Regions from separate parts of the Homo sapiens genome. Here all the other regions are linked to region 2. A link is a loop called in an ENCODE intact Hi-C map of the cell type or tissue named here. Cell type or tissue: endothelial cell of umbilical vein. All regions are shown on one strand. Each heading gives the region's core, and the rest is flanking DNA. Links, peaks and the distances in the headings are about the cores only. Region 1 overlaps SF3B3 (splicing factor 3b subunit 3). Region 2 overlaps VAC14 (VAC14 component of PIKFYVE complex). Region 3 holds the start of SNORD111B (small nucleolar RNA, C/D box 111B).

Region 1 (10,474 bases), core at 1,081-9,080, 200 kb before region 2:
TACCCGCCTTAGCCTCCCAAAGTCCTGGGTTTACAGGCGTGAGCCACCGCACCGGCCCTTGAGTTTTGAGAGGAGCAGGAGTAGAGGGATCTCATTTCTTGACTTACCAAACAAGAACCAGCTTTCTATCTTGCTAGCTTCTATAAGGAAAGTAAATGTGAGAGTTAGGCATATATTTGCACTATATTAAAAGCTATTTGGCTCTTTTTTCCCACCTAGAATTCATTGCTAACTGCTGGTTTTTGGTATTTGCTGTTCTGCTGACCCTACGTATGTCATACGGAAAGCTGGGCTTTCTTTGGGTTCTGAACCCCAAGATTACACCCACCATCACTATTGTCTTTGTTTTTCCCAGCATATTGCCAATTATATCTCTGGGATCCAGACTATCGGACATAGGGTAATTGTATCTGATGTCCAAGAAAGTTTCATCTGGGTTCGCTACAAGCGTAATGAAAACCAGCTTATCATCTTTGCTGATGATACCTACCCCCGATGGGTCACTACAGCCAGCCTCCTGGACTATGACACTGTGGCTGGGGCAGACAAGTTTGGCAACATATGTGTGGTGAGTTGATGTTGTTAACTTGGGTTACAGTGATGTGTAGGAAAGCTGGCTCAGTTTCTTGTGGGTAAAGCCAAGGAGGAATCAAATCTGAGAAGTAAAAATGGATATAAAATTCCATCCTACTAAAGCTAACTCTACAAGCAATCTGTTCTTTAAGCCTTCTTACTAGTCTTTTGGATTTTTCTCTGTGGTTTATCTCCCTCCTCCCTATTGAACGTGATTTAATGATAGGTTTAGTTTGAGCTAATGGCTAATATTTCTTTTTACATTTTATAAGAACTTTGGAATGTCTGTTATCTATGTTGTGTGGTTTTGGTTTTACCCTTAGCTGTGTTAAACTCTTGCTCATGGGTCGATTCTTTTGAGTTTCTTGCTCCTCAGACACAGCTCCTGCCCACCAGAGCAGGTGCAGGACACGTGGGCTCAGGCCTCTGTCTAGGCAGTGCCCCTGTGGCTGACTTGCAAAGACCTGGCCAGACCTGTTGCTTGGTGACTCAGGTGAGCAGGTCCGGGCCCCAGCAGTGTGACTTGTGTCACTTCCTTGTAGGTGAGGCTCCCACCTAACACCAATGATGAAGTAGATGAGGATCCTACAGGAAACAAAGCCCTGTGGGACCGTGGCTTGCTCAATGGGGCCTCCCAGAAGGTAAGATTGCAGAATGGGCCCCAGGGAGAACACTGCTTAGCACTTTTCCTGTTGCCCTCACTGAAGAAATTGCCTTTGGTGAATTATTCATAGTGCACACGACTGTGCTGAGTGCTGTCCGTCCACAGTCCTTTCTTACCAATCTGCAAAAAATCTCCTTGGAGAGTAGCGAGTTTCTTAGAGAGAGTCCATTCCCAGTCCTCTGCTCTGAGGTGTGTCCTGGGCTTTACTTTCTCCTGTAGGCATGTGCTGCTTTAATAGAGCATCTCTGGACTTTCGGGCAAATCTATTTTAGAAGACAAGCCTAGTGATTGCTGTTTTCTATAATTTTCTTTGTGTTTTCCTTTTTTATGGCAAGCTTGATAAATTTAACAAAATGATTCTTATCGTAAGAAATGATGAACAGTAACTTTAGCATGTTTTATGAGGCATTAAGCTTTAAGTAAATGTGAGAATTTTAAAATATTTGTAGGGTTTAATAATTTTTGGATTTATTGTTTGTTTTTGAGACAAGGTCTCACTCAGTCGCCCGGGCTGGAGTGTGGTGGTACAATCACAGATCACTGCAGCTTCCACCTCCTGGGCTCAAGTGATCCTTCCCACTCAGCCTCCTGAGTAGCTGAGACTATAGTACATGCCACCAAACCTGGCAGATTTTGTGGGTATGGGTATACGAGACCTCACTGTGTTGCCCAGGCTGGTCTTGAAATCCTGGGCTCAAGCAATCCTCCCACGTTGGCCTCTATAATAATTTTTGGATGTTAATAGATGATGAAATGTGCCTTAGGGAGCACTGCTTGCCCTTGGGAGTCCAGGGAGGCTCCTGAGGGTGCACACAGTCACTAGTCTGTTTGTGACTCACAGGCAGAGGTGATCATGAACTACCATGTCGGGGAGACGGTGCTGTCCTTGCAGAAGACCACGCTGATCCCTGGAGGCTCAGAATCACTTGTCTATACCACCTTGTCTGGAGGAATTGGCATCCTTGTGCCATTCACGTCCCATGAGGTGAGAGCGCCCACATTACTCTGGCCTTGACTTTTAAGGTTGTTTCTTGGTGCTGGATCTACCTAAGAGGTCAAATTCATTTGTCCCCACATATAATTAATAATGTTCTGGGAATTATAAAGTGACAGAAGTACTTGGGGAGATAGGAATCTTGATTCTCCCGCACCCAGGGAAGGCCATTTGGTTTTTTTTTTTTTTTTTGCGACGGAGTCTCACTGTTACCCGGGCTGGAGTGCAGTGGCGCAATCTCAGCTCATTGCAAACTCCACCTCCCAGGTTCACGCCATTCTCCTGCCTCAGCCTCCCAAGTAGCTGGGAATACAGGCGCCCGCCACCATGCCCGGCTAATTTTTTGTATTTTTAATAGAGATGGGGTTTCACCGTGTTAGCCAGGGTGGTCTCGATCTCTTGACCTTGTGATCCGCCTGCCTCAGCCTCCCAAAGTGCTGGGATTACAGGCGTGAGCCACCCGCGCCCGGCCAGGCCGTTTGTTTTTATAGTGTCCCAGGGTTTGCTTCAGTCTGATGCGAGTTTACAAGGTTAGCCTGAGCCCAGAGCTTTAGAACTGGACTCCACAGACTAGGATTGCCAGGATTGATGGGATGATCCCTCCTGGGGCACACACTGCCATATGGAATCAACTCTAGGTTTGCCAGAGTTTGGCATGTTTTATTCCAGCCAAGGAAGCTGGGATCAGGAATCTGACCTCACAAACCATTCTTTATGTGTGGCATTCTCTCTTGCACTGCAGACAACATGTGGTCTCCTTTTGGGGTTTAACTATCGTGTTGTAGCAGAAAAACCTGTGATTATCAGAAAGTGATTAGATATTTCCCGTGTGTTTGTGTAGTAAAAATGAATGGCTTGTCTGTTCGTTGTGCTTGTGGAAACTCTAGACTAGTTGAAATCACTTCTCAGTGACAGATTTTTTGTTTCTTCTGCCAGGACCATGACTTCTTCCAGCATGTGGAAATGCACCTGCGGTCTGAACATCCCCCTCTCTGTGGGCGGGACCACCTCAGCTTTCGCTCCTACTACTTCCCTGTGAAGGTAGGTTGGGGGAATCTGAGCTGAAAAGGGAGATCTGAGAAAGGAGCAGCACAGGGAGTGGATTGATGGGAATAGTACCAGGGAGGGTGCTCCCCTCAGGGCAGACCACAGCCAGAGCAAAGGCTTCACCTGCTTCTGCCAATCTGAACTCTGAGTACCAAGAGTCAACTTAAGATAGTGTTCCTGGATCTACAAGTGGGGTTCAAGTATCGAGTGGAGAATAAAAAGTTTTCCCGGTCTGGGCGTGGTGGCACACATTTGTGGTCCCAGCCAATCGGGAGGCTGAGCCCCAGATTTTGAGAGTGCAGTGAGCTAAGATTATCCCACTGCACTGCAACCCGGATGATAGGGTGAGACCCTGTCTCAAAAACTAAAAAATAAAAACAGCTTTCCCTACAAGTGCTGCTTTAGCATGTGCCATTTTCTTTGGGCATCTCACCATTTTTTTTCTTTCTGCTTTCTCCATATCTTAGAATGTGATTGATGGAGACCTCTGTGAGCAGTTCAATTCCATGGAACCCAACAAACAAAAGAACGTCTCTGAAGAACTGGACCGAACCCCACCCGAAGTGTCCAAGAAACTCGAGGATATCCGGACCCGCTACGCCTTCTGAGCCCTCCTTTCCCGGTGGGGCTTGCCAGAGACTGTGTGTTTTGTTTCCCCCACCACCATCACTGCCACCTGGCTTCTGCCATGTGGCAGGAGGGTGACTGGATAATTAAGACTGCATTATGAAAGTCAACAGCTCTTTCCCCTCAGCTCTTCTCCTGGAATGACTGGCTTCCCCTCAAATTGGCACTGAGATTTGCTACACTTCTCCCCACCTGGTACATGATACATGACCCCAGGTTCCAGTGTAGAACCTGAGTCCCCCATTCCCCAAAGCCATCCCTGCATTGATATGTCTTGACTCTCCTGTCTACTTTTGCACACACCCTTAATTTTTAATTGGTTTTCTTGTAAATACAGTTTTGTACAATGTTATCTCTGTGGGAGGAAGGAGGCAGGCTGTGGTGGGACTGGGTAGGGTATAGTATCACTCCTGAGTTCCACTGCTCTAGAATCTAACCAGAAATAGAAACCTAGTTTTTAAGGTGACTGGCATCCATGTGTCTTGTTCTGGAGATGAGGATGTAGGTGGGAGGTTTGAACCCAAGTTAGAGCAGGAAGAACTGAGTAGACTCCTTCCTTCCAGATACCGACTTGGACTTGCGGCACTCTGTGGCTCCCCACCCCCAGGTCTGTGGTGGTTTCTTTGTTTTTTCCTGGTTCTTTTTGCTGTGCTGATGAAACATGACCTCAATAACCATGTGTATACCCACCCCTCTTCCCACTGGGTATTGAGGAAGGGTGGCTGATTCTTCCTCCTCTTCTACTCTGAGGATGTTAGTATGGGGATTTTAGCATGAATTCTAGCTGGGGAGTCTTAACAGATGCCCCTTTTACTGATACAGCACCTAAAGCGATCTTTGGCTCCATAGGACCATAGGAAGGGTCAGTACAGAAGAACCTAGATACTGCCCTGCCCCTGAGAACTGTGTATATGTGGGGCCTGTCTGCAGCACCCATCTCAGGTGGGTTCCAGAGGGCCTTTAGGGTATAATGAGAGCCTGTTAGGTGGAAGAGGCCCAGTTCCAGAAATGTTCCAGCCCACCCCTGAGAATTCCTCCTGTTTAGTTGTGTGGGAAGCCCTCGTCTTCCAGGCTGTCCTTGCGCCTTGAACCTGGAGAAGTGAGCTCACTGTTCTCAATACTTCACAAATGTAAAACTTTCTTTCGTCTGCATGTGCTCAGCCATCTAAATTGAGCAAATGATCTGGTGAGCACTGGGTTAGAATCAGGAATGGTGGAATACAATCTGAACCTCTCAGAGCCCAGAACAGAGGGTTCCTGACACTGTGACACTGTCTCCTGGAACTAAGTATCTCTTGAATCATGACTTGGTTTTAGATCAGTCAAGAGAGACCCAGGTTTTGCCAGGAATCGAATCCCTAAATAACATGTTTTTTTCTCACTTAGCTCATGAATTTGCATAGTAGACAGTAGTTCTGAATTAGATTTTGAAAACCTAATTTCAGGGCTCATTTTTTCCTGTGGCCCTAAATCCATTCTATCAAATTGTGTGATACTGACATGCAGTCATCTGAGGAACTCAGCGTAGATACTTGAGCAGCTCCTCGCCTCTTTTCTAACTCAAGTTTGACTAAAATACATACACTCCGTACAGAAGGTAGGGGGTTATGTAAGAAAGGAAAACCTAATCTATGGAATCAGGAGTTGTCACCACCGAGCTTCCTCTGGAAGTCTGCCCATCAGCTTGCTTGTTCTCTGTTAAGAGGAAGGGCTAGGACAAGGATTTGGGCTTGAATATGTGGAAAGGAATTTTCATAGTTGTTGCTGCAGGACCTACAAAAGTTTAAAATTAGATTGGATGTGACTCAATGACAAGTCCCATCTGTGTAATTGTTAAGGGGACCTGATTGACTCCTGTGGTTTGATTGAGCAACCAGGTAAATAGAGACCTCTCTCCAGCTTTGGCAAAACCCATCAGAGGCTGCTGCAGAACTCAGACAGAGGGATCTGCCCTTGGGTTTGCTTCCATCCTGTTCCATTGCTAAGCCCTTGTGACTTGGATCCTAGGACTGAAAAGTTTTTAGCTGCCTCAGCTTTCCCCTGACCTTACTGGCAGAGGTTCTGCAGATGTTTCCTTTGGAAGATCTCTTGCCAAGAATAGCATTCCTTTGGAGGAGGGGGGTTCTAGTTGGAATGTTGCTTTTCTTGGTTAGTGTAAATGTATTGCTAGTGAGACAGCTGCCGGCGCTGGAAAAGGCTCGTCTCACAGGGAGAGTGCTGGTCCCCAGAATGTGTGCTGTTCCCACGCTGCTGCCTTTCTTGAGCTTGTTAGAGGAAAGCCAGAAAGGCATTCAGATGGGATCAGTCTGGCTTTCAAATTTTTTTTAATTCCTAAGTTCTGTTTTATTTTTTAATTTTTTAAAAAAAATTTTATTAGAGACAGTCTCTCTCTCTTGCCTAGCTGGGAGTGCAGTGGAGTGATCATAGCTCACTGAGGCTTGAACTCCTGGGCTCGAGCAATCCACCTCAGCCTCCAGAGTAGGGGAGACTACAGATGTGTGCCACCATACTCAGCTAATTTTTAAACTTTTGTAGAGACAGGGTCTCCCTGTGTTGCCCAGGCTGGCCTCGAACTCCTGACCTCAAAAAATCTTCCTGCCTTGGCCTCCCAAAGCACTGGGATTATAGGTGTGAGCCATTGCGCCTGGTCATAAATTCTTGTTTTTTTGTTTGTTTGTTTATTAGAGATGGAATCTCTCTCTCTTGACCAGGCTAGAGGGCTGTGGTGCGATCTCAGCCCACTGCAACCTCTATCTCCTGAGCTCAAGCGATCCTCCTTAGCTTCCCAAATAGCTGGAACTACAGGCATGTGCCATCACGTCCAGCTAATTTTTGTATTTTTAGTAGAGAAGGTTTTACCATGTTGGACAGGGTGGTCTCGAACTCCTGGCCTAAAGTGGTCCACCTAGCTCAGCCTACCAAAGTGCTGTGATTACAGGCGTGAGCCACCATGCCCAGCCTCTAAATTCTGTTTTCTATTCAAAGTAAAAATGACATGTGTTTGAGTCATCCACTTGCTCATTTGCATATGGAATATTGTATGTGAATATTTTATTACACCCTTAAAATTAATTTTCAAGGGCTATATGTAGAGCTCAGAAGAAACATCTCTGCTGCTGAAATCAAACCTGGTCCAAAAAACGTCACAACGGAGGAAAGGAATAGATGGCTCTCGAGGACAAGATAGGGACTCTTAAAACACCTGCTTGGCCATGGTTGATTGACATTTGAGTGATCTGGTAGCCCAACACACCCTGTGAAGTTCAGGTGAACTGAAATGGGCAGGTGTAGGCTACACACCAGTCTGAACCAGCACAACCAAGAGTTGTTTCTCTTTTTTTTCTTTTTCTTTTTCTTTTTTTTCTTTTTTTTTTTTTTTTTTTTGAGATGAAGTCTTACTCTGTTGCCCAGGCTAGAGTACAGAGGCACAATCTCGGCTCACCACAGCCTCCGCCTCCTGGGTTCAAGCAATTCTCCTGCCTCAGCCTCCCAAGTAGCTGGGACTACAGGCATGCACCACCATGCCTGGCTAATTTTTGTATTTTTAGTAGAGATGGGGTTTCACCATGTTGGCCAGGCTGGTTTCGAACTCGTGACCTCAGGTGATCCACCCACCTTGGTCTCCCAAAGCGCTGGGATTACAGGCGTGAGCCACTGCACTTGGCCAGGAGCTGTTTAAGCCATCAGGAGACATGCTGACCCACTAGAAGAGGCTGCTACGCTCATTTCTTCCACAAACGTTTACTGGGCACCTACCATGAACCACCACCTCCCAGCTCTGTTCTGCACCCAGAGGTTGGAGGAGAGTTTATAACCAGGCAGTCTCTGTCGCTGTGAGGTTGGTGGTGAGGTGAGTCTGCCAGAGGGCCTGCCACCAGTTTCAGAAGAGCCTGCAGCCTGCATCTGATTTCCTCAGCCACAACCTTGGGACTTCAGGAAAAATCAGAAGGTCCCAAGTCTGAAAAATGAAGAGGTGGGGAGTGGGCAGCAGGGGTTTTAGGTCAGGAAATGGTAGGAAACCTGTAGTTGTGGCTCATAATCCTAGTGGGATATTAGAACCCTCTTCATTTGTCAGAACAGATTCCTGGGGTCTGCTCCCAATTATTCACACGGTGGTTCATGCCTGGTAATCCCAGCACTTTGGGCGGCCAGAGGCAGGCAGATTGCTTGAGCCCAGAAGTTTAAGACCAGCCTAGGAAACAGACCCCATCTCTACAAAAAATTCAAAAAGCCGGGCGTGAAGCCCTGTTTTTTTTTTTTTAAAAAAAGAGTCTGCTGGTGATGTCTGGGCATGTGTCTGCTTCACAGTCCAGTGTTATGATCAGTAGCTGTGATGGACAATGAACATTGCTGCTTGTTCAAAATGAAGAAAAAAAATATCAAAGAAAACCAGGTTTGGAAGTTTCAGATTTGGAAAAGGAGCTGGGCCAGCCCATCTGGAATAGCTGAGGGGCCCTGTTAGCCCCACCCTACCCCACCCCACCCCCGTATGCAGCATCTCTGGCGGTGCCCAGAGGCAAGCCCCCTTCAGTTTCCCACCTCTCACTCTGCCTTCCAGAGCCTAGTCAAGTTTTAAATTCCCAGGTCCACTCAGCAGAACTTGCTCCCTTCTCTGACTGCAGTCTCATAATGAAAGGAGAGGTGCTTTCAGTTGGGTCATTTGGTAGCGTTTAGGCTTAGAAGTTACTAATTTGGAGCCGTGAGTATATGTGTATAAGCTAGTAACACGTGATGGTCAAGGGAAGTACTACCATTTCCTGTGGGTTATTAGGGCCTCCAGCTGTTATGAGGACACACTGGGGAATCTCAGCTTTAGGGAGTCGATGATGTAACTGGAGAAAGGCAATGCTGCCCTCATAAAGCAATCAGAAACGAGATTCCACCTGCCAAATGCCAAGAGGCAGCAAAGTCCATGAAGAGAGCACTGTATACAGTCAGATGACCTGGGCTCACTAGCCTCTAAGCATAGTCTTGGTTTCCTGCCTGTAAATTGGTAGAATAAGACTGATTTACTGGGCCTGGCATGGTGGCTCACACCTGTAATCCCAGCACTTTGAGAGGCTGAGGCAGGAGGATCCCTTGAGCCCAGGAGTTTGAGACCAGCCTGGGCAACATGACAAAACCCCATCTCTCCAAAAATACAAAAATTAGCCAGGCATGGTGGTGCACACTTGTAGTCCCAGTAATTAGGGGGCTGAGACAGGAGGATCACTTCAGCCTATGAGTTTGAGGCTGCAGTGAGCTGTGATTGCGCCACTACACTCCAGCCTGGATGACAGGACGAAACCTGTCTCAAAAACACCAAAAAACAAAAACCGGTCTCCTGGGGTCATGGTAGCACAAACGCACATGACTGAGTGCTCAGGGGTTCTGAGGCTTGTCCGCTGACCTGGGGCTCTGGCCCTGGGAGATCTGGGGGACCTGCTGTCCTATATGTGATGCTTTGAAAGAAAGGGGCATCATTCCAAGCCAAGAGGCCCCAGAGAGGGCACCGTGCGGTGTTCAGGCTTCTGTGAGGCCCCAGTGAGATCCTGTGGCTGTGCCCCCATCACCTCCACCCACTCTGCCCTCCCACTAGCTGCCCAACGGATGAATCAACGCCTTGGCAGAGTTTTCCAGCAGGGCCTTGCAGAGAGTGTGTGTGACCTGTGTGGCCACTGCCTTGGGGACGGGTGAGGAGTTAGCCTGGAACATTCCAGCGTGGGCATTATTGTCCTGTTGCAAGTTCAGGGCAAAACCAGGAATCCAGTTTTGTCGATCCAATTGAGAAAACATTTCATGAACAACTACTTGTGGCATGCATTGGCACTCGGAATAAAGCGCACTATTGTCACTAGGTTGGCATTTCTTTTTCTTCTTTTTTTTGTTTTTTTATTTTTGAGACCGAGTCTCACTCTGTCGCTCAGGGTGGAGTGCAGTGATCTTGGTTCACTGCAACCTCTGCCTGCTGGGTTCAAGCAATTCTCCTGCCTCAGCCTCCCGAGTAGCTGGGATTACAGGCGCCTGCCACCACGCCCGGCTAATTTTTGTATTTTTAGTAGAGATGGGGTTTCACCATGTTGGCCAGGCTGGTCTCGAACTCCTGATCTCAGGTGATCCGCCTGCCTTGGCCTCCCAAAGTGCTGGGATTACAGGCGTGAGCCACCGCATCCAGCAAGGTCAGCACTCCAGACTAGGTTGGCTGTGGAAGACTGGGTGTTAATAAGGGGTTCCTAAATCCAGGATTCTGTGCTCACATTCAGTGAAACACTACAGACTCCCCTCTTGGATAGTTTGAGGCTTTGAACACAGCCGTTCTCCTATCCTCCCCCACTGGCCCATCCCTAATGAATCCAAATGCAGTCTAGTAAAATCAGGAAGCCTGCTATGAAAACTTGACAGAGATATTGAAGATGCCCCTGCAGTTGCCCACTCTGACCCAGGTGAAGGGAGAATGGCTGTACCTTTGGTGATGGTGCTGAGGGAAAGGACCTCAACTCCCGTAAGTGCTGGGTCTGAGGCCACGTGTTACACCAGGACAGGTCCTGTGTCCCTCAGGAAAACCTGGCTTTGGGGTCAGACCTCAGTAA
Region 2 (8,000 bases), core at 1-8,000:
CACACTGCATGATGTGCTCAGTTCCCCAGCTGCTGGGCCGGAGCCTGAGAGGTAGCACCCTGCTGTCGTGGCTTACCTTACCCATCAAGAACAGAGGGAGCTCACTCAGTTTAAAATACATTTCTGCATCAGTTCCAAAAAGTCTAGACGAGTCACTCCTGGGGGCTTCTGAGTTATTTCAAGGTGTCTGCAAAATTCCATTTTCATGGAGCATTTTCTCATAAAGCATCTTATAATGAATGTCTTACACATACGCGTACTACAGTTTCCAAATGCATGGCGCTGCTGTGACTATTAAAATATAGATTTACTGAATAATGCTTCTGATATTACCAATAAATAATAATAAGTTCCAGTTGTTCTCTCAGGGAGACAGCACTTCATTTCTGTAACGTCTAACTTTTTACAGTGTTCGGGTTACATCTCTAATCAAATCAGAAGAAAGGTAAATCTAAAAATAGAATTGCTTCTGAAATTGAACTTGCTCTTTAAAATACAGATAATTATAAATTTTTTCAATCAGCAGAGGCTACAAGCTGGGAAATACTGATTTCTAGAACTTTCTGCCTGCTTATTTACAGGGCAGCTAGCTACACCAGGAGAGCTGGTGTCACTGAAGACATCATGACCCTTGGCAACAGCCTGAGCCTCATAGTGGGGACTTCATACAACACCTGTTTGAGAACTCCTAAATCAAATGAGTTAGGGAGGCCAACTGCAAAAGTGGAACTCTCCAACTGCAACTAATAAAGTTAAATGCACGGGCTCTGGAGTCAGACAGATCTAGCTTGAATTCCAGCTTGGCTACTAATTAGTTGAGTGACTCTGGGCAAGAAGTTAACCTCTCTGGGTCTGTTTCCTCATTTGTAAGATGGGGATAATAACAAGGTTCTTGTAATAACAATTGTAGCTAAAGTGTGTAAAGTGCTTTCTGCGGCCCAGGCACCATGCTATGTTCTTTACATACTTAAAAAGCTTTTAAAAATTATTATTATTATTATTGAGACAGGGTCTTGCTCTGTCACCCAGGCTGGAGTGCAGTGGTACAATCATGACTCACTGCACCCTCAAGCTCCGGGGCTCAACTGATCCTTCCAACTCAGCCTCCTAAGCAGTGGGAACTACAGGAATGTGCCACCACACCCAGCTCATTTTTGTATGTTTTGTAGAAACAGGTTTTCACCATGTTGCCCTGGACTGGTCTCTAACTCCTGGGCTCAAGCAACCAGCCTGCCTTGGCCTCCCAAAGTGCTGGGACTACAGGCGTGAGCCACTGTGCCTGGCTGTTCTTTACATACTTTAACTCACTGAAGCCCCATATCCCTTTGAGGTCAGTACTATCATTATACTGAGTTTAAAGATGAGGAAACTGAGGCGGGGGAAATCACGCTACTTGACCAAGGCCACAGCCAGGCATGCTGGAGTTAGGGCATGAATCCAGGCAGTTGGCTCCACCAGGCAGAGCAGTCACGAGAGAGAACACACCCAGTGGAGACATTTCTCTCTTAACCCTTTCCTCAGCTGGCAAGCATGCTTCCTCCAACCGGGTTCCTTCACGTTCCACCTCTCCCTGGGGAGTCCAATTTTCCACCTCCCATGTATTTCCCATGCTCTGGAGGGTGGAGGAACCCAGACCTACAGCCACCTCACCACCTGCTGCTTTTCCAGGTGGCATTCTTCCATGGCTAAGCCTGGGGCCACCAGGGGCTTCCCGAGTATCGCAGGAAGAGGGGAGATGAGGGAGGGGGAAGACAGCTTCTGCTCTCAGGTTTAGTCAGTTAATTCTCCCTGTGTTTCGGTCCAAGTGAGAAATCTTTCATAAAAAATCTGGGATGCAAGGATTGCTTCCATGGTGATCCTTGAACCCCTGAAAGTGAATTCAGAATTTCATGTGGATGTGCATTTTTTTGGTGTGTGTGTGACAGAGTCTCGCTCTGTCACCCAGGCTAGAGTGCAGTGGCGCGATCTCGGCTCACTGAAACCTCCGCCTCCCAGGTTCAAGCAATTCTCCTGCTTCAGCCTCCCAAGTAGCTAGGAGTACAGGTAAGTGCCACCACGCCTGGCTATTTTTTTTTTTTTTTTAATTTTTATTTTTAGTAGAGATGGGGTTTCACCATGTTGGCCAGGCTGATCTCGAACTCCTGACCTCAGGTGATCCACCTGCCTTGGCCTCCCAAAATGCTGGGATTATAAGCGTGAGCCACCGTGCCCAGCTGTGGATGTGCATTTTTTTTGGAAGAGGGTCCATAGCTTTCATCAGGCTCTCCAAGGGTCAATGGCCACTCAGAGGCACAGGACTGCCACCACCATGGCAGTTTCCAGCCAGGTGGGAATGCCTTTCTGCCGTGGGAGGAGTCTCCAGTCTGGCCACCACCCTGGGCAGACCTGAACTGAGTGAAACTGGTGGCCTCACGTGGTGCCTTGGGCAAGCGGCGCAGCTGAAGAATCACAGGGTGGGTCTGGCTACCTGGCAACTCTGCACGATCCCACCCGTGTCCAAGCTCAGTCTCACTGTGTCAATACCCGCTGTGGGAAGAAGGTGGTGGGCTGGAGCCCGGGCATGTTGGCTCTGGTTTTACAACTCTGAAGGTGCCCAGCTCTTGAGCACAGCTGGTGACACTGACTGTGCAGCTGCCACGTGGGGATCTCTGTCACCAAAAGTCAGGAAGCACTAGATCATTTGTTCTTGTTTGGTTTTTTAGGTAGGATGGTTTGGATTTTAGGTAGGATTTGGCATTGGCTCCTGAATGACAAGTATAAACCAAAACCCTCGTCCAGTCTAGCACTTCCTGGCCTTGGCACAAGAACTGAGGGCTCCTGTAGGCTCATCCCAGCCGACAGTAGCACAGTCTCCCCAGCGAGGCAGCGGACAGCGGTGCCCCTCTGCAGCCCATGGCTTAAGCCTACCTCTGCCTTCTCCTAGACCTCCCCGACCTCCCCCTCAATCCCCATAGCCCAGATTACAGAGACAAGTCTACAACAGGCTTTTGGCTGCCAGAGGGAGGCTTTTAAATCCCAGATCAGATCCTGCCATTCCCACTTGTGACACTGTCTCCACAGCCTCCAGCGCAAAAGCTAAGCCCTCTGCAGGATACACAAGTCCTCGCATGTCTGTCCAGACCGTTCCCCGAGTTCCAGGACCCAGTACCTGAGTCTGCCTCCCCCTTTCTCCTGGGATGCTCAGAGCCACCTGGAACGAGCTCTTGACCACCCCACCCACACCTGCTCCTCCTTCCAGCCCTGGTGTGCAAATGACACTAGGATAGCGGGGGTCTGGCTCACACCAAATTTCTAGAAGGCAGTCTTTCCCTCACCTCTCTCCTGCCTACCCCATCCCACCCATCAGTGAGTCCTGTGGTTCTCAACACAGAGCTCAAACCCACCCAACTTTCTCCACATGCTGCTCCTCCCCAGCCTGAGCCCCCATCCCCTCTGATGGGGACAACGGTGACAGCTCCCTAGCGGGTCTGCATCCACCGGGCCCCTCCTAGATCCACTGTCCACAGAGCAGCCCCGTTCTTCCTCCCTTCTCGTCCCTGCCATGAAAGTAATACTACTGACCCCACGAGACTCAGACAAAGCTGAAGGATCCGACGTAAAGGTTTAGCACTGCGCTGGGGCCCTGGAAGCCTGGCTATGTTGACTGGCATTAGCTGTTATTCCCAGCCAGTCTTCTCATTGCCTGGGCTCAGGCACCATGGCCCTCCCTTTCTGGTAACTTCACCCCTCACATCAATCACTCCTCTTTCCAGTAACTTCCTGGCTACTTCTCTGCCTCACCACTGGAGTAAATGAATGAAGGTCAGGGACACATTCAGGGGCCAGCTCTTATCTTGGAGCCTACAGGGGTGAGCACAGGCAGGTGCACTGGAACGCGTGGCAGCTATGTGAAAAGGAGAGAATGGCAACATTCGCTGATCTCCTCCATCAACGTAGGGGACTCCTAGTGGTACATTTCATAAACGGCTGCACCTGCGTGCTTGGAAAACATGCTCAGGGTGCTGAGGGATGAGGATAAGTTCACAAATGACATCGATGAGGGAAGAACCCTAGCTAGGGGTCTGGGGGGAAGAGCCTCTTGGGGTAGAGTGCACACTTTCTCTTCATGAGTGATTGGCTCTCCCAGGGCCCAGGTTCACTGTCAAGTTCAGGGGAAAGAAACCCCTGTATGAGACCCACCATCCACTCTAGCCCCAGAGATGCCAAGGTCACCCAAAGAAAAAGTGACATGGGGCAAGTCCAGGGGACTCAGACCAGGGCAGAACCGTTACAGTACCTTCCGCGGGGAGTCCCTTCACCTTGCAGGGAGTATGGAGGGAGCCCCAAGGAAGAGAATTATTTTGCTGCCTGGTCTGCACTGCCCCCATGTGGAAGACTGCGCCATTACAGCTGACCTGGGCGCACAGGAGACAACAGCTCCTGGGGCCGGTGATTTATCCTTAATCTTGGACATGATTAATGACTGCCCATGCTCAGGCTGTCCTTGAACAGACTTCCCCTTGTGGGTCTTGTTGGCCCCCCATCATCCTGGACAAACAGACAGCGATGAGTCAAGGCAACTGTGTCTCACTGCAGTCACCATGTATTAGCTGTACTTTTATTATTATAACTTGCGTTTACTGACCTCCAATAGCTTAATTTTTTTTTAATATTTAAAAATAAGTAAGAACAATCCATTTTCTTTCATTCCTTTTTTTTTTTTTTAAGACATGGTCTCACTCTGTTATCCAGGCTAGAGTGCAGTGGTGTGATCTCAGCTCACTTCAACCTCTGGCTCAAGTGATCCTCCCACCTCAGCCTCCCCAAGTAGCTGGGACTACAGGCACACGCCACCAGGCCCAGATAATTTTTTGTATTTTCAGTAAAAACAGGGTCTCGCCATGTTGCCCAGACTGGTCTTAAACTCCTGAGCTCAAGCGATGTGCCTGCCTTGGCCTCCCCAAGTGCTGGGATTAGAGGCATAAGCCACCATGTCTGGCCCCCAGTGGCTTCTAATCCGCCCTATCTATCCATCAAGCCTGGGTGGGGTGGGCTTGCTCAGTGTCCTTCAGATTCCTTCATCAATTAACTCTTTTGTGTACGAGGGTGTCCCAAAAGCAGCAGCCGCGAGTAGAATTTGCCTTGGGTCATTGCTGTAGTCTCCCGCATCCAGGAAAGATCTAGGCCGCTCGCTTTCCACAAACCTTCTGGCTGAAACAAGCCACTTACCTGGCTGCAGTGAAGACACTGATGCCGCTACTGAAGCTGGAGTCACAGGAACCATCTGGACCTCCTGGGAGAGGAAGAGGAACAAGGGGTCATGAAAGGCTGTTGGCTCTCTTGAATAAACAAGACCCCTGTGACAAGCACACACAGAACTCTCCAGAGCCCCATACCTTGATTCAGGCTCTTCAAAAGGACCATGGCTCTGGAGCCCTGAGGACCCAACCAACGCCCAGTCATTCTCGATAGTCCCCAAGCTTGTAAGTCTGTAGTCACAGTGATCTCACAAGGAGGGGACACCAGTGCTAAACACATCTGTCAAATCTCAGAAGGGATCACTGGCCTGAGGGGAATGGATGTTTAAAATGACAGATAATACCCAGCATCCTTAGCTATCAGGAAAATGCAAATCCAAACCACAAGATACTACTGTACACCCATCAGGATGGCTAAAATAAAAGACAAATAATAGCAAGTGTTGATGAGAATGTGGAGAAACTGGAACCCTCGTACATTGCTGGTGGGAATGTAAAATGGTGCAAGCTGCTTTGGAGAACAGTCTGGCCATTCCTCCAAAGGCTAAACATAGTCACCACATGACTCAGCAGCTCCACTCCTAGGTATATGCCAAAGAGAAATGAAAACTTATGGCCACATGAAACCTTGTATATCAATCATGTTCACATCAGCATTATCTACAATAGCCAAAAAGCAGAAGCAACCCAAATATCTATCAACAGATGAATGGATAAATGAGGTGTGGTATAGCCATACAATGGACTATTATTTGGCAATAAAAAGGGATGAAGTACTGATGCACGCCATAAAAATGAACTTTAAAAACATTGTGTTAAGTGAAAGAAGCCAGTCATAAAAGACTACATATTGTATCCCTTTCTCGAAAGTGTTTAGAACAGGCAAACCTATGGAGACGGAAAATGGACTGGAGGTTGCCTAGGACTGGAGGAGACGGGGGAATAGGGTATAATGGCTAATGGATTCTTTCAAGGGCACGGAAAATATTCTAAAATTGATTGTGGTGATGGTTACATAACCCTGTGAATCTACAAAGTCACTGAATTGTACACTTGATGTTGGGTGAATTGTGTGGTACATGAATTCTATCTCAATAAAGGGCTTAAAAAATGACTTTGGGGAAAGGACTGTGACTGCACTGTGTCTGTGCCCGAGTCTTCCTCCAAGTGGCCAACTCAATACCTGTCTTAGTATTTAACTTACCATCATATAACCCAGGGTAGAAAAGCATCTACCTGGCATCGACTACTTATTTTTCTCAGTTAAGGAATAACCTTTAAATTCCAACCTTTTTCTTTTGGCATCTAATCAAGTTTCCTAAAGAGCCAAGATGTTCTAGATCTGGAAAGCTGCTGGTAGGATCCTGTTCCGCCTTCAGTCCCCGTCTAGGCACTGGCCACAGCTCTCACTGCACTGAGGAGGGAAGAGGGGGCTGGCAGTCCTGCAGTGCTTGGGGTGGGAGGTGCTATAGGAAAAAATTCCAGACTCCTGATACTAATTTTTTGTAGTTGTGAAATAATTTTAGATGTACAGAAAAGTTGCAAAAAGAGTAAAGAATTCTTTTTATACCCTTTAGCCAGCTGCCCCTAATGCTAACATTGTACATACCCATAGTTCAATTATTATTATTATTATTTTTTTTTGAGATAGAGTCTTGGCTCTGTTGCCCAGGCTGGAGTGTAGTGGCACAACCTTGGCTCACTGCAATCTTCGCCTCCTGCACTCAAGAGATTGAGCCCACCTCAGCTTCCAGGGTAGCTGGGACTATAGGCACGTACCATTAAGCCCGGATAATTTTTTTTTTTTTTGTATTTTCAGTAGAGATGGGGTTTTGTCGTGTTACCCAGGCTGGTTACAAACTCCTGGGCTCAAGTGATCCACCCACCTCAGCCTCCCAAAGTGCTGGGATTACAGGCGTGAGCCACCATGCCCGGCTCCATAGTTCAATGATCAAACCCAGAAGGTTAACTTCGATACACTACCATTAACTAAATGATTACCCTAATTTGAACATCACGAGTTTTTCCATTCCTGGCCTTTTGTTCCAGGATCTCACACTGCATTTAGCTAAACTGTCTTCTTTGTCTCCTCCAATCTGTTGCAGCCCCTCAATCTGTGTGTCTTTCATAAACTTGACACTTTTGAAGCGCTGGTCACTCTGCAGAATGTCTCCCCGTTTGGGTTGGTCTCACGTTTTCTCACGAGTAGGGAGTTGCGCATCATTGGAGGGATGTCACGGAAGTGCTGCGCCTCAGTGCACCCTATCGGGGGAACGTGTTGTCTGTTAGCCTCATTACTGGTGACGTTAACCTCATCGCCTGACGCACAGTGTCTGCTGGGTTTCTCCCCTGTAAGGTTACTGTTTTTCTGTTTGTAATTAATAAATAACTTGGGGGAAGATACTTAAGATTGGAAAAATATTCTGTTTTCCCTCAAACATGTCCCCAGTGATTGACCGCAGCACTCAGGGCTGGAGCTTGCCTATAACAAATATTACTGTGGAATTTGCCTGATGGTGATTTCTGTCTCCCCTTTTCCTCCATTATTGACTAAAATTTTCTTTTCTCTTTCTCCCCCTCTCCCCTCTCCCCTCCCTCCCTCCCTTCCTTCCTTGTTTTTTTTTTTGATACGGTTTGACTCTGTCACCCAGGATGAAGTGCAATGGCATGATCTTGGCGCTCACTGTAACCTCCGCCTCCCGGGTTCAAATGATTCTCATGCCTCAGCTTCCTGAGTAGCTGAGATTACAGTGGCGCGCCACC
Region 3 (10,474 bases), core at 635-8,634, 240 kb before region 2:
TGTTTTGTTTTTGTGACGGAGTCACAGTCTGTCGCCCAGACTGGAGAGCAGTGGCGCGATCTCGGCTCACTGCCATCTCTGCCTCCCGGGTTCCAGCGATTCTCTTACCTCAGCCTCCCGAGTAGACTAGCTGGGATTACGGGCGCGTGCCACCACGCCCGGCTAATTTTTCTTTTTTTGAGACGGTGTCTCGCTTTGTCGCCCAGGCTGGAGTGCAGTGGCGCGATCTCTGCTCACTGCAAGCTCCGCTTTCCGGGTTCACGCCATTCTCCTGCCTCAGCCTCACGAGTAGCTGGAACTACAGGCGCCCGCCACCGCGCCCAGCTAATTTTTTGTATTTTTAGTAGAGACGGGGTTTCACTGTGTTAGCCAGGATGGTCTCGATCTCCTGACCTTGATCCACCCGCCTTGGCCTCCCAAAGTGTTGGGATTACAGGTGTGAGACACCGCGCCCGGCCCAGACGTGGGGGAAGTTTTAAAGCTTACCAAATTTATCTGGTATGTATTTTTTGTTTGTTTGTTTTGTTTTTGAGACGAAGTCTCGCTGTCGCCCAGGCTGGAGCGCAGCGGCTTGATCTCGGCTTACTGCAGCCTCCTCCTCCTTGGTTCTAGCTATTCTCACGCCTCAGCTTCCCGAGTAGCTGAGATTAAAGGCGTGTGCCACCGCGCCCGGCTAGTTTTTGCATTTTTAGTAGAGGGGTTTTCACTGTGTTGGCCAGGCTGGTCTCAATTCCTGACCTCAAGTGACCCATTTGCCTCGGCCTCCCAAAGTGCTGGGATTACAGGCGTGAGCCACCACTGCGCCTGGCCTCGTATATAGTTTTTCTAGTACTGGACTGATCCTCCGAAATGCACCTTCCTCCACGATCCAAAGTTAAGGTGTCGCTGGAGAACCTGAATCCAACTAGATTTGGGAAAAAATGAATTCCAAAGGTTTGTAATGGATTGTATCAGTTATAAGGAAAGGGGAAAGTAGACTGTTTTGATCAGCTACAAAATATGAAAAGTAACTTGCGGGGAGCTGTTCAGGGATTCAGAAGCAGCTCCTAGCTTCCTCTCTTTTGCTTTTTTTGTTGTTTCTCCACTCCCTGGTCTTTCAACATCGGTCCTTTTCGTTCATGTTTTACTGTGGTCCTAGAACGTTAAACATATACCTTAGTCTATGGGCTGGGCGCGGTGGCTCAACGCCTGTAATCCTAGCACTTTGGGAGGCGGAGGCGGGCGGATCACGAAGTCAGGAGATCGAGACCATCCTGGCTAACATGGTGAAACCCCACTAAAAATACAAAAAATTAGCCGGGTGTGGTGGCGGGCGCCTGTTGTCCCAGCTACTCGGGAGCCTGAGGCAGGAGAATGGTGTGAACCCAGGAGGCGGAGCTTGCAGTAAGCCAAGATGGCGCCACTGCACTCCAGCCTGGGCGACAGATTGAGACGCCTCAAAAAAAAAAAAAAAAAAAAAAAGGAAAAAAAAAAGATATACCTTAGTCTCAAGTAGAAAATTTTATATCTCTCAGGACCCATTTCTAGCCTGGAGCATTGATCTTGCCACCCTGCTTTTGCTCAGCCCAGAAAGTTATTTATGAGGACGTTTACTCATAATTCTCTCTTCTCGTTTAACAATAAAATCAAATATGTATGTTAATTCTATACTAATGACCTTGGATTTCTCAAGGTCCCGTGCTTTTTATTTATTTATTTTTTTTTTTGAGATGAGGTCTCATTCTGTCGCCCAGCCTGGAGTGCAGTGGCATGATGTTGGCTCACCACAACCTCCGCCTCCCAGGTTCAAGCGATTCTCCTGCCTCAGCCTCCCGAGTAGCTGGGACTACAGGCGCACAGCACCATGCCCAGCTAATTTTTGTATTTTTAGTAGAGACGGGGTTTCACTGTGTTGCCCAAGCTGGTCTCGAACTCCTGACCTCGTGAGCCACCACGCCCGGTCACATATGTTGTTTCTTAATAGGGCTTGCTCTGCTGGTTCTGCTGTCTTCATCCAGAATTTCCCATACAGAAATGTCTGTTGAAGTAATAGTCTCCCAGCTATTTTTCTGTTTTCTGTTTTCTTAGCTTTCTTGGACTCCGTACTGTTGGTGTAACCAAGGCCTGGAGGTCTGGGTGGCTCAGGTTTCCTGCAGCCATGTTTCTGTACAACTTAACCTTGCAGAGAGCCACTGGCATCAGCTTTGCCATTCATGGAAACTTTTCTGGTAAGTTCTCTCGTTACCATCTTTTGAAATTTTAAGTGAATTAATACATATCTTGCTTAGTCTCTTGTGCAGGAAATGTTTTCCATTTATGACAAAACAGTTGTTGGTAAATGTAAACAATTCAAATTATGAGATGAGGTGTTAAGTTCTGGTGCATTATCTGTTACCTATTTCAGATGCATTTCCTAGTTCACAAATTGTGTAATGATTCTTGTCAGGGCACACTTTTCTTGGCTGCTTACCTAGTGCCAAGTCGTGTGCCTATTGCTGTAAGACATACTGAGATGTGTAAGACCTGATCTTTGATCTTGAATTTGACATCAGGTTGGGTAAAAAGAATGTCTGAAGGTGTTTGTCTGGTTATCAGAGAGTAATTTAAATAAAGGGAAGGTTGGACCTTGGTTTGGTGCTTGAAGAGATAGAACTTTTGTATGAGAGAAAAGGGAAAATGCAGTTTAGGTAGGGAGTGCTGTCTGCATAGAAACAGATAATTTGCTTACGTTTACCATGTGGGGAATATTTTTGTAAAGATGGATTAAGGCTAGGTTTGAATTGTGTGAAATTTCAAATATTGGATTAGGAAATACAAAGTTACTGAAAGTGAGGTACTAATGTTTATAAAATAAAAACTTTTTCTTGCCATTTGCAGATTTAACATTTTTGAGTCAATCCAAGTAATGCAGGAGGTTCATGATTGTGTAGAGTAAGACATAATTTTGTTGAGGTTTAACTCTGAATACTTAATGTGGTACTGAATACTTAATGTGGTACTGAGAGGCAGCCTAACTGACCACACAGCATTCATATTTCATGTTGTTATTTTCTCTGATCCTCATTATGGCTCTTCCTGCGGGTTTGAGTCTTCATTTGGGTAATTTAGTTATTCTTTGCTGCATTTGATTAAGGAAATACGTATATGGGAATTTGGAGATTTGTGACTGACTTCACTATGTAATGCAATGAATCTCAGCTGGAGTTTGGATAGAATTTTTGAAAGCACGTTTTTGTTTTTTGTTTGTTTTGTTTTTGTTTTTTGTTTGTTTTGTTTTTGTTTTTGTTTTTTCCTTGAAACAGAGTCCTGCTCTGTCACCCAGGCTGGAGCGCAGTGGTGTGATCTTGGCTCACTGCCACCTCCGCCTCCTGGGTTCAAGCGATTCTCCTGCCTCAGCCTCCTGAGTAGCTGGGATTACATGCGTGCACCACCATGCCCGGCTAATTTTTCATATTTTTAGTAGAGATGAGGTTTCACCATATTGGCCAGGCTGATCTCGAATTCCTGACCTCGTGATCCACCCACCTTAGCCTCCCAAAGTGCTGGGATTACAGGCATGAGCTACTGTGCCCTGCTGAAAGCACATTTTTAATACTAATTTTATCTTTCAAATTCCTTTTCCAATTCAGTCTTCCTTTTTATCTAAAATGATGGAGAAGTTTTCTTTTTTTTTTTTTTTTTTTTGAGACGTAGTCTTGCTGTGTTGCCCAGGCTGGAGTACAGTAGTGCGACCTCGGCTCACTGCAAACTCCGTCTCCCAGGTTCAAGCGATTCTCCTGTGTCAGCCTCTGGAGTAGCTGGGATTATAGGCACGTGCCACCACACCTGGCTAATTTTTGTATTTTTAGTAGAGATGGGATCCCACCATGTTGGCCAGGCTGGTTTCAAACTCCTGACCTCAAGTGATCTGCCTGCCTCAGCCTCCCAAAGTGCTGGGATAACAGGTGTGAGCCACTGTGCGTGGCCTTTTTTTTTTTTTTTTTTTTTTTTAGAGACGATATCTTGCTGCGTTTCCCAGGATGGAGTGCAATGGCAGGATTATAACCCACTACATTCTCTGAACTCCTGGGTTCAAACTGTCCTCCCACGTAGCTGGGACTAGAGGCACAGGCCATCACACCTGACTAATTTTTTTTTGAGACGGAGTTTTGCTCTGTTGCCCAGGCCGGAGTGCAGTGGCACAGTCTTGGCTCACAGCAACCTCTACCTCCTGGGTTCAAGCGATTCTCCTGCCTTAGCCTCCCGAGTAGCTGGGATTACAGGCATGTGCCACCACGCCTGGCTAATTTTTGTATTTTTAGTAGAGACGGGGTTTCACCATGGTGGCCAGGCTGGGTTCTGGTTGTTTATGATCTTTATTTTTTGGTGATCTAGGAACCAAACAACAAGAAATTGTTGTTTCCCGTGGGAAGATCTTGGAGCTGCTTCGCCCAGACCCCAACACTGGCAAAGTACATACCCTACTCACTGTGGAAGTATTCGGTGTTATCCGGTCACTCATGGCCTTTAGGCTGACAGGTGGCACCAAAGACTACATTGTAGTTGGCAGTGACTCTGGTCGAATTGTTATTTTGGAATACCAGCCATCTAAGAATATGTTTGAGAAGATTCACCAAGAAACCTTTGGCAAGAGTGGATGCCGTCGCATCGTTCCTGGCCAGTTCTTAGCTGTGGATCCCAAAGGGCGAGCCGTTATGATTAGTAAGTGATTTACTCTACTTGCTGTATATGCCTAGTTTAGGATAACAATGCTGTGCTCTTGGTGGTGTGCCAGTGCCAATTAATTACTTATGTGGGTTTGGCATCATGTTTGGATTTACTCTAGGTTTAAAGTTGCATTTCCTTTTTAAAAGAGTTGCATTTTCTTTTAAAACAATGGGAAAAATCTTAACACACCTTTCTACTTCCCATCTAGTTGGAAATGGGTGTTTTTCAATTTCTTTTTCTTTGGCAAAAAGACTACAATGAAATGATCTTATGTTATTAGACAGTGAATATCGTTGCTTTCATCAGCCTGAAGTGATGATTCACATTCATGTCTCTTCTCTGATAAATTCTTGAAGAAAATTTTTGTGTGTCTGATCAGGCCTCTAGAGGGCAGTCATAAATCGTTAGATCTATTTCAGAGAATAAGGCTAATGATAATTTTATGAATTACTGTTTTTCAGTATCCTTAAATGTAGGACTCATTAAAAAATTTTGACTAGTTAGTGGGATATTTAAGACCTGTATTAGGAAGAAGGGGGCCACAATGATGCCATTGTCTTTAAAAAAATTTATTTATTTATTTTTAAGAGATGGGGGTCTCAGCCGGGCACGGTGGCTATTTATCTTTAAAAGAGATGGGGTCTCAGCCAGGTGCGGTGGCTCACACCTGTAATCCCAGCACTTTGGGAGGCCAAGGTGGGAGGATCACTTGAGGTCAGGAGTTTGAGACCAGCCTGGCCAACATGGTGAAACCCAGTCTCTACCAAAAATACAAAAAATTAGCTGGGTGTGGTGGTGGGTGCCTGTAATCCCAGCTACTTGGGGCAGGAGAATCGCTTGAACCCGGGAGGCAAAGGTTGCAGTGAGCCGAGATAGCGCTACTGCACTCCAGCCCGGACGACAGAGTGAGACTGCATCTCAAAAATAAATAAATAAATAAATAAATAAATAAATAAATAAATAAATAAGAGAGAGATGGGGATCTCACAATGCTGCCCAGGATGGTCTTGAATTCCTGGGCTCAAGCAATCCTTCCTTCTGTCTTGGCCTCCCAAAGTGCTGGGATTACAGACTTGAGCCACTGTGCCCAGCTCCACTATTGTCTATTCTTTTTTTTTTTTTTTTTCAAATGAGGCAGAGTTTCGCACTTGTTGCCCAGGCTGGAGTGCAGTGGTGCGATCTCAGCTCACTGCAACCTTTGCGTCTCAGGTTCAAGCAATTCTCCTGCCCCAGCCTCCCAAGTAGCTGGGATTAGAGGCATGCACCACCACACCTAGCTAATTTTTTGTATTTAGTAGAGACAAGGTTTTACTGTGTTAGTCAGGCTGGTCTTGAACTCCTGACCTCAGGTGATCCACCCACCTCAGCCTCCCAAAGTGCTATTCTGATGATAGAAAACAGAATCCTGAGTTTTTATACTTGTAGAGTTACTGCTGTTAATAATGATTAAAAGAAAAGCATGATGTGACTCTAGCTGTTCTATAAGTCTCTCTTCTCATTATCTGGGAATCTTGTATGTTTTATCTCCTTCAACTACAGGTGCCATTGAGAAACAGAAATTGGTGTATATTTTGAACAGAGATGCTGCAGCCCGACTTACCATTTCATCTCCCCTGGAAGCCCACAAAGCAAACACTTTAGTGTATCATGTAGTTGGAGTAGATGTCGGATTTGAAAATCCAATGTTTGCTTGTCTGGAAATGGATTATGAGGTAATGGGGACCCTGTCTCTTTGCGTTTCTTTCAGTCACCTCAGTGTTTTTTTTTAAGATTGTTTTCCGGCCGGGCGTGGTGGCTCACGCCTGTAATCCCAGCACTTTGGGAGGCAAGGCTGGCGGATCATGAGGTCAGGAGATCGAGACCATTCTGGCTAACACAGTGAAACCCCATCTCTACTAAAAATACAAAAAGAAAATAGCCGGGCATCGTGGCGGGCGCCTGTGGTCCAGCTACTCGGGAAGCTGAGGCAGGAGAATGGCGTGAACCCGGGAGGTGGAGCTTGCAGTGAGCCGAGATCTCGCCACTGCACTCCAGCCTGGGCGACAGAGTGAGACTCCATCTCAAAAAAAAACGAAAAGATCGTTTTCTTCCTTGTGCATACCTTTTTTTCTTTTTTTTGAGACAGTCTTGCTCTGTTGCCCAGGCTGGGGTGCAGTGGCACAATCTCAGCTCGCTGCAACCTCTGCCTCAGCCTCCTGAGTAGCTGGGACTACAGGTGCTGCCACAACGCCCAGCTAATTTTTGTATTTTTAGTAGAGATGGGGTTTCACTATGTTGGCCAGGCTGGTCTTCTGACCCCAGGTGATTGGCCCACCTCAGCCTTCCAGAGTGCTGGGATTATAAGGCCTGAGCCACCTCACCCAGGCCCAGCCCCTTATGCATATCTTAATTCTGTCCTGCTAGCAGATCTTCATATTCCAAATGCCTTACTGAAATTCTTTGGGATGCTTCAGAGGTTAAGCAACTATTTAATAGTCTTTCTCTGATTTAAGTAATCTCCCTATGGAAACAAGATATTTATTGGGAAAAGCTTCATGAAAAACTTGAAGCTATGTTTAAGGTATTTTTTCACAGAACATACTATTGTTTTCCTTTAACGGAAGGCAGTATCCTCTAGTAGAGAGCTCCCTGGATCCAGAATTTGGAGATTGCAGTTCTCGTTCTAGCTCTGCCATTATCTTATAGCATAAACTTTGTCAAACTATTTGGCGTCAGCCAGGTGTGGTGGCATGTGCCTATAGTCCTAGCTGCTTGGGAGCCTGAGGCCCAGGAATTCTAGGCTGCAGTGAGATAAGATTGTACCACTGCAGTCGTGTACAGTGGCTCACGCCTGTAATCCAAGTTTGGGAGGCCGAGGCGGGCAGATCACCTGAGGTCAGGAGTTCGAGACCAGCCTGACCAACATGGAGAAACCCCATCTCTACTAAAAATACAAAATTAGCCAGGCGTGGTGGCACATGCTTGTAATCCCAGCAACTCGGGAGGCTGAGGCAGGAGAATCACTTGAACCTGGGAGGTGGAGGTTGTGGTGAGCTGAGATCGTGCCATTGCACTCCAGCCTGGGCAACGAGCAAAACTCCGTCTCAAAAAAAAAAAAAGATCATACCTCTGTGCACTGCAGCCTGGGTGACATAGTGAGAACCTGTCTCTCCAAAAAAAAAAGAAGACATTTGTGGACTTCTGTTTCCTCATTTGTAAATTGGAGTCCTGATGTCCTTTCCAGATCTTCGATTTTATGCTGATGATTAGTTTTTATGCCACTATTCTCTGTAGGAAGCAGACAATGATCCAACAGGGGAAGCAGCAGCTAATACCCAGCAGACACTTACTTTCTATGAGCTAGACCTTGGTTTAAATCATGTGGTCCGAAAATACAGTGAACCTTTGGAGGAACACGGCAACTTCCTTATTACAGGTACTTTTCTTTCAGAGCTGCTTTGTACCCTTTTACTTGGTTCATTTTATGCCCAAACCTAATAGGTTTTACTTAAAGGGTTTGGGAATTAATCCATTTGTTGTGAACCTGAATACCTTATCTTTTGGACAGGTTAGAAGTTCATGTGGTGGAGTGATTTTAAAAAGTGTTGGGGATAAAGACTGCCTAGCTCCTTAATAACTCATATTCTACTGAGGGCAGGGAAGAGAAGTTGAAGGGAGCAGTCAGCTTGGAATATTGATTACTGTTAGTTGCTGTGACAGTTTGGCTGTAGTCAGTCTTTGCCTCTCATTCAAACCTAACTCTTTCAAAAGCCAAACAAAATGGACAGACCCCACAAGATGGAACTTGTGAATTTGAAAACTTAAACAAAATAGAAATATTTTTGAAGACGATTACCAGATTGATCCAAAAATAAATTAAGAACTTCAATAGACCAGCGTTAGAGAAATTGAAGCAGTAGTCCAAAGTCACTCTCCCAAAAGATTGAGGTCCAGGATTTTCAGGAAAGCTTTTATCTTCTTGTTGAGGGACATATATGTATTCCGTTTTAAAACAAGTTTCTCGGCTGGGCATGGTGGCTCACGCCTATAACCCTAGCACTTTAGGAGGCTGAGGCAGGAGCATCACTTGATCTCAGGAGTTTGAGACCATCCTGGGAAACAAGGTGAGATCTTGTCTCAATGAAAAAGTAAATATTAAAAAAAAAAGTAAAACAGATTTCTCTAGAGTAGAAAAAGAGTAAATGCTACTGTGCCGCTCTCTGAGTCTAGTATGACTACAGTATCAAAACTAGGGATGGACAGTAACAAAAAAAATTTGCAGGCTAGTTCATACGGTTGTAGATAGGAAAAGCTAACATTCCAGCAAATCAGATTCAGTGTTTTAAATGCACATAGCTAAGTAACGTTTTTGGAGGAGCTAAAAAATGGAAAATATTTTCATGGTTGGAAATCAGTTCACCATTGGAAAATACACGTTACTAATTGATTATATTAAAAGACTAAATGAGTACAGCTACATTTGTGGTCATCTGCATTTCAGCAGGCTTGGGGAAAACTGATCTAGTTCTATTTTGAATCATTTGCACTTCAACTGATGTCTAAAATAAGATGTTGTTTGGGGAAGATACTGGAGAATAAAAATAAAGGACAGCACTTACCTTTGTTAATACGTTAAGCAGATGAATTTTTGATCACACATCTCATTACTTGTAACATATTACCATACCTTTCATTTACAAGGGCTTTTTCATTCTTTCAACACATTTTTATTGAGCCTTTGCAGTCAGTATGTGCTAAGTCAGTCTGCTGGATCTTGGGACTTCAGTGGTGAAAAATTAGACGTGGTGCCGCCTTTGTGCAAGATTGAGTCTGGTGGTGAATACAGATAAATAACCAAAACAATTACCAGAAACTGTGCCAAATGCCATGACAGCACAGAGAAGAGGTTCCCTAAACAGGGAAAGGAAACGAATGTGTTACAGAAAGCTTGCTGGAGTCTCTAAGCTGAGATCTGAGGGCTAGTTAGAAGTTAGCTAGGTGCAGTTGGAGTGGGAGAGGAAGTTTCAGTTGTAGGCAAAGGGAACAGCATTTACAAAAGCCTAAATACAAGAAATAACATGGTCCATTCAAATAATTAAAAGCTCATTATGATTTAATTATTAAGGGACTGGGGTAGGAGTAGGGGTGGGGTGAAAGCTACTGAAGGATTCTAAGTAGGGAAATAATCTGATAGGTTGACAACCTTAGAAAGATTAATTGCTTACATTTTGGCTAATGAAATGGAGGATATTAAGACTGTAAGAGGGGAGACTGATGAGGACATTAAGAGATACTGGTAGCTGCTAAGGAGGTAGAATCAATAGGGCTTTGGGAGGAGAGAGAATTGAAGGATTATACTCAGGTGTCTGGTTTGGTCTGTTGATGGTAGTATTCTCTAAGGTGGAGAATCTAGGAGGTGGAGCAGGGTTGGGAAGGAACTTGAGTTTGTTTATGAACATGCTGTTACTTTATTTTATTTTTATTTTATTTATTTACGTTCTTGAGACAGAATCTCGCACTGTTGCCCAGGCTAGAGCACAGTGGCACGATCTTGGCTCACTACAACCTCCACCTCCTGGGTTTAAGCAGTTCTCCTGCCTCAGCCTCCCGAGTAGCTGGGATTACAGGCGCCCACCACCATGCCTGGCTAATTTTTGTAGTTTTAGTAGAGACGGGATTTCACCGTGTTGGCCAGGCTGGTCTCGAACTCCTGACCTCAGGTGATCTGCCTTTGGTCTCCCAAAGTGCTGGGATTACAGGCATGAGCCACCATGCCCAGCCTGAACACACTGTATTTTAAAAATACCGG

What was found. Peaks named below come from ENCODE experiments on the same cell type or tissue, not always from the same donor. Only the 100,000 strongest peaks of a DNase experiment are listed, where the experiment ranks them.
Region 1: a loop joins it to region 2, with 2.6 times the contacts of the local background. A loop is called at or near these places in 6 of 110 quality-filtered maps.
Region 3: a loop joins it to region 2, with 14 times the contacts of the local background. A loop is called at or near these places in 35 of 110 quality-filtered maps.

Annotation. Positions count from the first base shown.
Region 1 is chr16:70,567,928-70,578,401 of GRCh38, forward strand. SF3B3 (splicing factor 3b subunit 3) reads left to right here. Exons shown (of 26, transcript NM_012426.5): 22 at 356-568; 23 at 1,116-1,214; 24 at 2,079-2,222; 25 at 3,168-3,272; 26 at 3,746-9,741. The coding sequence ends at 3,886. Among named protein-coding and RNA genes, the nearest start is that of SNORD111, 35 kb to the left of the region's middle. RefSeq lists an enhancer at 7,745-7,814. In endothelial cell of umbilical vein, for the core only: no CTCF peak of the experiment used is centred there; DNase peaks (open chromatin) are centred at 4,524, 5,994 and 8,694; H3K27ac peaks cover 5,469 bases.
Region 2 is chr16:70,766,901-70,774,900 of GRCh38, forward strand. VAC14 (VAC14 component of PIKFYVE complex) reads right to left here. Exons shown (of 19, transcript NM_018052.5): 10 at 5,209-5,272. VAC14-AS1 (VAC14 antisense RNA 1) reads left to right here. Exons shown (of 6, transcript NR_034083.3): 5 at 1,946-2,043; 6 at 4,708-6,351. Among named protein-coding and RNA genes, the nearest start is that of TRG-GCC3-1, 7.4 kb to the right of the region's middle. In endothelial cell of umbilical vein, for the core only: a CTCF peak has its summit at 4,367 (motif pointing left); a DNase peak (open chromatin) is centred at 4,391.
Region 3 is chr16:70,524,520-70,534,993 of GRCh38, forward strand. It overlaps SF3B3 (splicing factor 3b subunit 3), which reads left to right. Exons shown (of 26, transcript NM_012426.5): 2 at 2,068-2,207; 3 at 4,354-4,680; 4 at 6,226-6,398; 5 at 7,960-8,101. The coding sequence starts at 2,138. SNORD111B (small nucleolar RNA, C/D box 111B) reads left to right here and starts at 4,980; the gene lies at 4,980-5,080. RefSeq lists an enhancer at 1-578. In endothelial cell of umbilical vein, for the core only: a CTCF peak has its summit at 5,105 (motif pointing right); a DNase peak (open chromatin) is centred at 5,052; H3K4me3 peaks cover 553 bases; H3K27ac peaks cover 738 bases.